Linked DNA regions of Homo sapiens: region 2 is linked to region 1. Evidence: read pairs that join two places in POLR2A ChIA-PET (ENCODE). Cell type or tissue: A673. All regions are shown on one strand. Each heading gives the region's core, and the rest is flanking DNA. Links, peaks and the distances in the headings are about the cores only. Region 1 has its middle 23 kb from the start of LINC00963. Region 2 has its middle 66 kb from the start of LINC00963.

Evidence for each region. ChIA-PET counts read pairs that join two places held together with the same protein. Peaks named below come from ENCODE experiments on the same cell type or tissue, not always from the same donor. Only the 100,000 strongest peaks of a DNase experiment are listed, where the experiment ranks them.
Region 2: POLR2A ChIA-PET joins it to region 1 with 7 read pairs; 12 of 35 experiments call an interaction of 5 or more read pairs at or near these places.

Annotation. Positions count from the first base shown.
Region 1 is chr9:129,463,819-129,466,712 of GRCh38, forward strand. No RefSeq gene overlaps it. Among named protein-coding and RNA genes, the nearest start is that of LINC00963, 23 kb to the right of the region's middle. In A673, for the core only: no CTCF peak of the experiment used is centred there; no DNase peak of the experiment used is centred there.
Region 2 is chr9:129,553,372-129,556,273 of GRCh38, forward strand. No RefSeq gene overlaps it. Among named protein-coding and RNA genes, the nearest start is that of LINC00963, 66 kb to the left of the region's middle. RefSeq lists an enhancer at 1,632-2,279. In A673, for the core only: no CTCF peak of the experiment used is centred there; a DNase peak (open chromatin) is centred at 1,420.

The DNA.
Region 1 (2,894 bases), core at 1-2,500:
GAGGGTGCCAAGCCCCTGAATGCGGCTTGGAGGAGGCTGTGGCGTTGGCTCTGTGTTGGTGGAAATTCCAGCTTCCCTCTTCACTGCCATTTACTTCCTGTAAGCCTCAGATTCCCTGTCTGGTGAATGGGGGTAAGGACCCCCAATGAGATCTGACACAGAGCTCGGTGTTTGGAGGTCTGGGTTATGTCCACCTCCCTTGCGTCTGTCACACTGTGTTATAGTTTTCAGCCTTTGGGTAACTTTCCCAGCCCAACTGTGGGTTCCCGGGGGCAGCGCCTGCAGCCTCTCCTCTCTGAGCCCCTGCACTTGGCACAGAGGCACAGCCCAGGGACCCAGTGACTATCTCAGGAGGTGAATGGAGTCCCCTGTGTAGCAGGAACAAAGCCCCTGCCTCCACAGGGTTCACTGTCTGGTTGGAAGACAAAGAGATGACTTCTTCCATGGTGGGCAGGTGCGGATCCCAGGAGCTCTCCAGAGGTGTTGAGACCTTCATAACCTCCACCCTCAGCTCCTGGCTGGGGCCTTCTCTCAAGTTTAGAGCCAGCGTGGGCTATTTTCTTGGTTTTCTGAGCTGTAATTATGAACAGCTTTGACCAGCCGGTTTTCATCCTTTGCTCATTAGAGAATGAAGCCTCAGTCGGGCATTGTAGCTCACGCCTGTAATCTCAGCACTTTGGGAGGCCGAGGTGGGAAGATCACCTGAGGCCAGGAGTTCGAAACCAGCCTGGCCAACATGGTGAAACCCTGTTTCTACTTAAAAAAAAAAAAAAAATTAGCCAGGCATGGTGGCACATCCCTGTAATCCCAGCTACTTGGGAGGCTGAGGCAGGAGAATTGCTTGAACCCTGGAAGCAGAGGTTGCAGTGAGCAGAGATCGCACCACCACACTCCAACTGGGCAACAGAGCAAGACTCCATCTCAAAAAAAAAAAAAAGAAAAAGAGAGAATGAAGCCTTGAAGAGGAGGGGATTTTCTGAAGCCCCAGAACCAGCTGCCCTTATTGCCTTACAGACAATCCCATCCCCCACCGGAGCCAGCAAGGTGGGATGGGGTTGAACTAAGATTCCCACAGGGACCAGGCCAGGAGGGGCTTGGCCAGCTCCCACTCCATGCCAGAGAGGGGCATGACTGGGCCAGGTGACATGGCAGGACCAGCCCAGAGCCCACCTTGGGGTCCCATCCCAGCTCATCTCACAGGGCTGGGCCAGGCTGCAGATGCTCTAGATTCGTTTCCTGCAGCTGAGGCTCACACCAGCGCCTCCCAGATTTGTGCCAGGGGAGGAGGATAAAGCGCTAGGTTGAGACCCAGTAGCGTTTGCCAAGAAGGAGGGTTCTGGCCTCGGAGTGGCTGGGGTCTCCATGGCCCCCTTCCAAGCTCCCTTCACCAGCAGAGTGGCCATGCACCCTCCCCTCCCGTCAAAGCCACAGCCCTGACACCACTGAGCCTCTTGGACTCTCTCCAATGACATGGCTGAACCGGCCCACCCACGTGGCCAGCCCCACGCCTGTGATTTCAGAGAGAAGCTTAACAGAGATCTCACCAAATTCCACCCCCTCAGAGGCTGACCCAAATGCCCATGCTCTGTGACCACGGCCATCTCGCTGCCCCTCTCTGAACCTCCTCTTCTGAAAACTGCCTGCCATCACACTAACCTGCCAGGCACTTTTGAGCAGCTGATTTCACAAATCTTAATTATTATTCAGATGTCCGCTTTACAGAATAACAACTGAGGCCGGAGAGTCTAGGTGGAGCGCCCAAAGCCGGCCAGGTGGTGGGCAGTGACGTGGGCAGCCAGAGGCCTGGGCTAGTGCCTGGATTCCCATCCCAGCCGCACTGTGACTCAGCGGCCTGGGGCGAGTCACCCACCCGCAGAGCCTCGGTTTTCTCCTCTGTAAAGTGGGGGTGATAAGGGCACAGAATGAGCCTGAGCAGGTGCAGCTCTCAGCACAGGGCGTGGGGTTCTGTGGGCAGTGCCCTCCAGGCACCTCCTCCCTTGGTGGTGATGGATCAAGATCGTTCATGGAACTGTGTTGGGAACATATAGATGAGGAATTCCATTTGCTATGACAATTATTATTCAATGGCTTCCCGAGTCAGGAATGTAGGTCCTGCCCACGCAGGAGCTGTGTCTCTGGTGTGAGCTCCAGGGCCCCTCCTTCTCTGCCCTCCACATGTAGCCGGGAGGTCTGAGCAGGTCTTGTTTTTCAGCAATCCCCCCGCCCTTCCCTGGAGGGAAGGCGATATCCACAATTCCTTCCTGAGCACCTACTGTGTGCCAGGCATGGAGAGGCACCAGAGGCGAAGACGGGCCCAGTGTGGTCAGGGGTATAATGGGGGCACCAGGGTCTATGGGAGGCTGGAGGCAGCCCCTGACCTTGCCTATTGTTAGGGGGAGGGAGCACAAAAGGCTTCTAGAAGAGCAGGTCTAACCTGAGACCCAAAGCTTGAATAGGAGTCAACCAGGCTGAGGGTGTGGGATGCTCTGGCAAGGGGCACGCAGTGTGCGCAAAGGCCTGGGGCGAGAGGAACAGGACTCATTAGAACACGGCTTGCAGGCATGTTCGTTTCAATATCCCACGGGGTGGGAGGGGTCATGGGGAGCCATGGAAAGTTTTAGGCAGGAAGTAACATATTCAGAAGCACCTTCCAGAAAGACTGCTCTGGCTATCCTTTGGAAGAAGGATTGCAGGGCAGAGCAGAAGCAGGGAGGCCACCAAGGTGGCTGCTGCAGACATCTGGATGATAATGGGGGTCTGGACCAGGGCGGCAAAAGTCGGGGAAGGGAAGTGATTAAAAAGATGTAGGCCAGACGCAGTGGCTCACGCCTATAATCCCAGCATTTTGGGAGGCTGAGGCAGGAGGATTGCTTGAGCCCAGGAGTTCAAGACCA
Region 2 (2,902 bases), core at 136-2,635, 90 kb after region 1:
GACTTTGATCCTAAGAACTGGCCAGCAGGCCCTCTGCAGGCAGCAGTGTGTGGCAGTGTGCAGGAGAACGTGCTCAAGTCTGGATCAGGAGGCCTGAGTTCTAATCCTGTCCCTGCCTCTCCCAAGCAGGGTGATGTTGGGTGATTCACCTACCCTCCCTGGGCCTCAGTTTCCCTTCTGTGTCATCACCCCGGCTAGCTTAAGCAATAAGCATATCCTTATCCTAAGAATAACATACGGCATGCCTCTCACAAGGTCACAGTCCAGCAAAGTCAAGGACATAGAGAGCTTAACAGACGATGCACACCCAGAAAGTGCTTGATGTAATCTGATCATAACTGTCATCCGATTAAATCAAGTGTTGTTACAGAAGTGGTTTTTAACCTGGCAAAAATGAGACAGGGTTTTTTGTTGCTGCAGGGCATCAACGGAAAGGGCAAGAGGGGTTGCCTTCTGGGTCTAGCTCTGTCACCCAGGCTGCAGTGCCATGGTGCAATCATGGCTCACTGCAGCCTCGACTTCCTGGGCTCAAGCAATCCTCCCTCCTCAGCCTCCTGAGGAGCTGGGACTACAGACGCATACCACCATGCCCAGCTGGTTGTATTTTTTGTAGAGACGGGGTTTTGCTATTGCCTCAAACTTTTGCTAAAGGGTGTCTGGCAGCATGGCCCCATACCCCCTTTAATGCTCTTCCCCAAGCACTTGATCCCTGTGTGTCTCTTAAGGACGCAGCTCTAGCAGGTGCCATCTGCACCTTTGCCCATCAGGTACAAGGAGGAGATTCTGCTCACTTAGTCCTTTCCTTAGCAGGAGCTGACTCAGACCCCACTGTGCTCCCCCGCTGAGGTGCAAGAGACAGGAGGCAAGAAACGCTGAGCTGAGAGAATGGAGAATCTCACAGCTGGTGGTAAATTAGCAGTGAGGGCCAGGCGGGTGGCTCACACCTGTAATCCCAGCACTTTGGGAGGCCGAGGCGGGTGGATCACTTGAGGCCAGGAGTTTGAGACCAGCCTGGCCAACACAGTGAAACCCCGTTTCTACTAAAAATACAAAAAATTTGCCGGACATGGTGGTGCACGCCTGTAATCCCAGCTACTCGGGAGGCTGAGGCAGGAGAATCGCTTGAACCAGGGAGATGGAGGTTGCAGTGAGCTGAAATCGAACCACTGCACTCCAACCTGGGTGACAGAGCGAGACCCCGTCTCAAAAAAAAGTAAAGAGAAAAGAAAAAAAGGAAAGAGAAGGTGGGACCAGGTCTTCGAGGCCTGAGGGCCACACAGGGGAGTCTGCTTGGATGGCATGGCTTCCTTTTCCGCACGCTGCCTCAGAGGGGATGCTTTTGGCTGTAAGTAACAGGAAATCTGACCCCGGCTAGCTTAAGCAATAAGGATATCACATGGCACAACACAACAGGAAGCCCAGAGGTGGGCAGTCCTCTGGAGTCCCTTCTTCAGTGGGAGCTTATTCCTCAGGGAGCAGCGGAGGCCACCTGCTTCCTTCCTTGAGCCCAGCAGGAGGGAGAGAGGGCCTCCTGGGTCCAGCCTGGACCAACCTAGATCCCCAGGAGATGCTGCTGTGTGCTGATTGGCTTAGACCAGAGCTCCTGAACCAATCAACTGCCAAGGAATTGGCTGAGCCTAAACAAGGCCGGCACCTAGAGCTGGCTCATCCCCCAATCCAGTGCCGCTACACACTGATAAAACAGAAGGGCAGGCCAGCGAGGTGGTTCATGCCTGGGAGGCTGAGGTGGGATGATCACTTGAGTCCAGTAGTTCAAGACTACCTAGGCAGTATGGCAAAACCCTATCTGTACAAAAAATACATAAATTGGCCAGGCGTGGTGGCACATGCCTATAGTCCCAGCTACTGAGGAGGCTCAGGTGAGAGAATCCCTTGAGCCTGGGAAGTCGAGGCTGCAGTGAGCTATGATTGCACCACTGCACTCCAGCCTGGGCAATAGAGCAAGACCTCATCTCAAAAAAAAAAAGGAGGATGTTTGGTTCTTGTTTGCAAAAGACCATTCACTGCAGGGACAGGGACAGGGGCTTGGAGCCTGAGCCCCCCCTCAACCAGGCTTAGAGTGTGAGGGGCTGTGTCCACCTCTTCCTGGTCTCTGCCGCATCCAGCAAGCACAGGGCCAGGCATTTCTCAGCCCAGCATAGTCTGCACCACCCAATGCCTACAGATGAACCCACAGATTAATCATCCCGTGCCAAGTCCTGTGCTGGGCACTGGGATGCAAAATCTCTGGTGGGGACCACAGAAAAGAAATAGCACAGGGATAAGATGGCAGCAAATAGCAATAAAGGCCCCACTGTCAGAGGCATGTGAACCAGAGCAACTCCATCTTGAATGGGGCTGGGTAAAATCAGGCTGAAACCTACCGGGCTGCGTTCCCAGATGGTTAAGGCATTCTAAGTCGCACAGGATGAGACTGGAGGTCGGCACAAGGCACAGGTCATAAAGACCTTGCTGATAAAACAGGTTGCTATAAAGAAGCTGGTTAAAACCCAACAAAACTAAGATAGTGATGAGAGTAACCTCTGGTCGTCCTCACTGCTACACTCCCACCAGCGCCACGACAGTTCACAGATGCCATGGCAACGCCAGGAAGTTGCCCTATATAACCTAAAAAGGGGAGGCATGAACTGCCGGGAGCAGGGCCAGCAGTTGGGAAAGTCCGGGCGGCCCTCCGTCTCAGGCTGGGAAGGCCCTTGTTTAGCATATCATCAAGAAATAACCATTAAAGTGGGCAACAAGCAGCCCTGGCTGCTATGTCTATGGAGTAACCACCCTTTTTTATTTGATGGAGTCTCACTCTGTCGCCAGGTTGGAGTACAGTGGGGAGATCTCGGCTCACTGCAACCTCCGCCTCCCAGGTTCATGTGATTCTCCTGCCTCA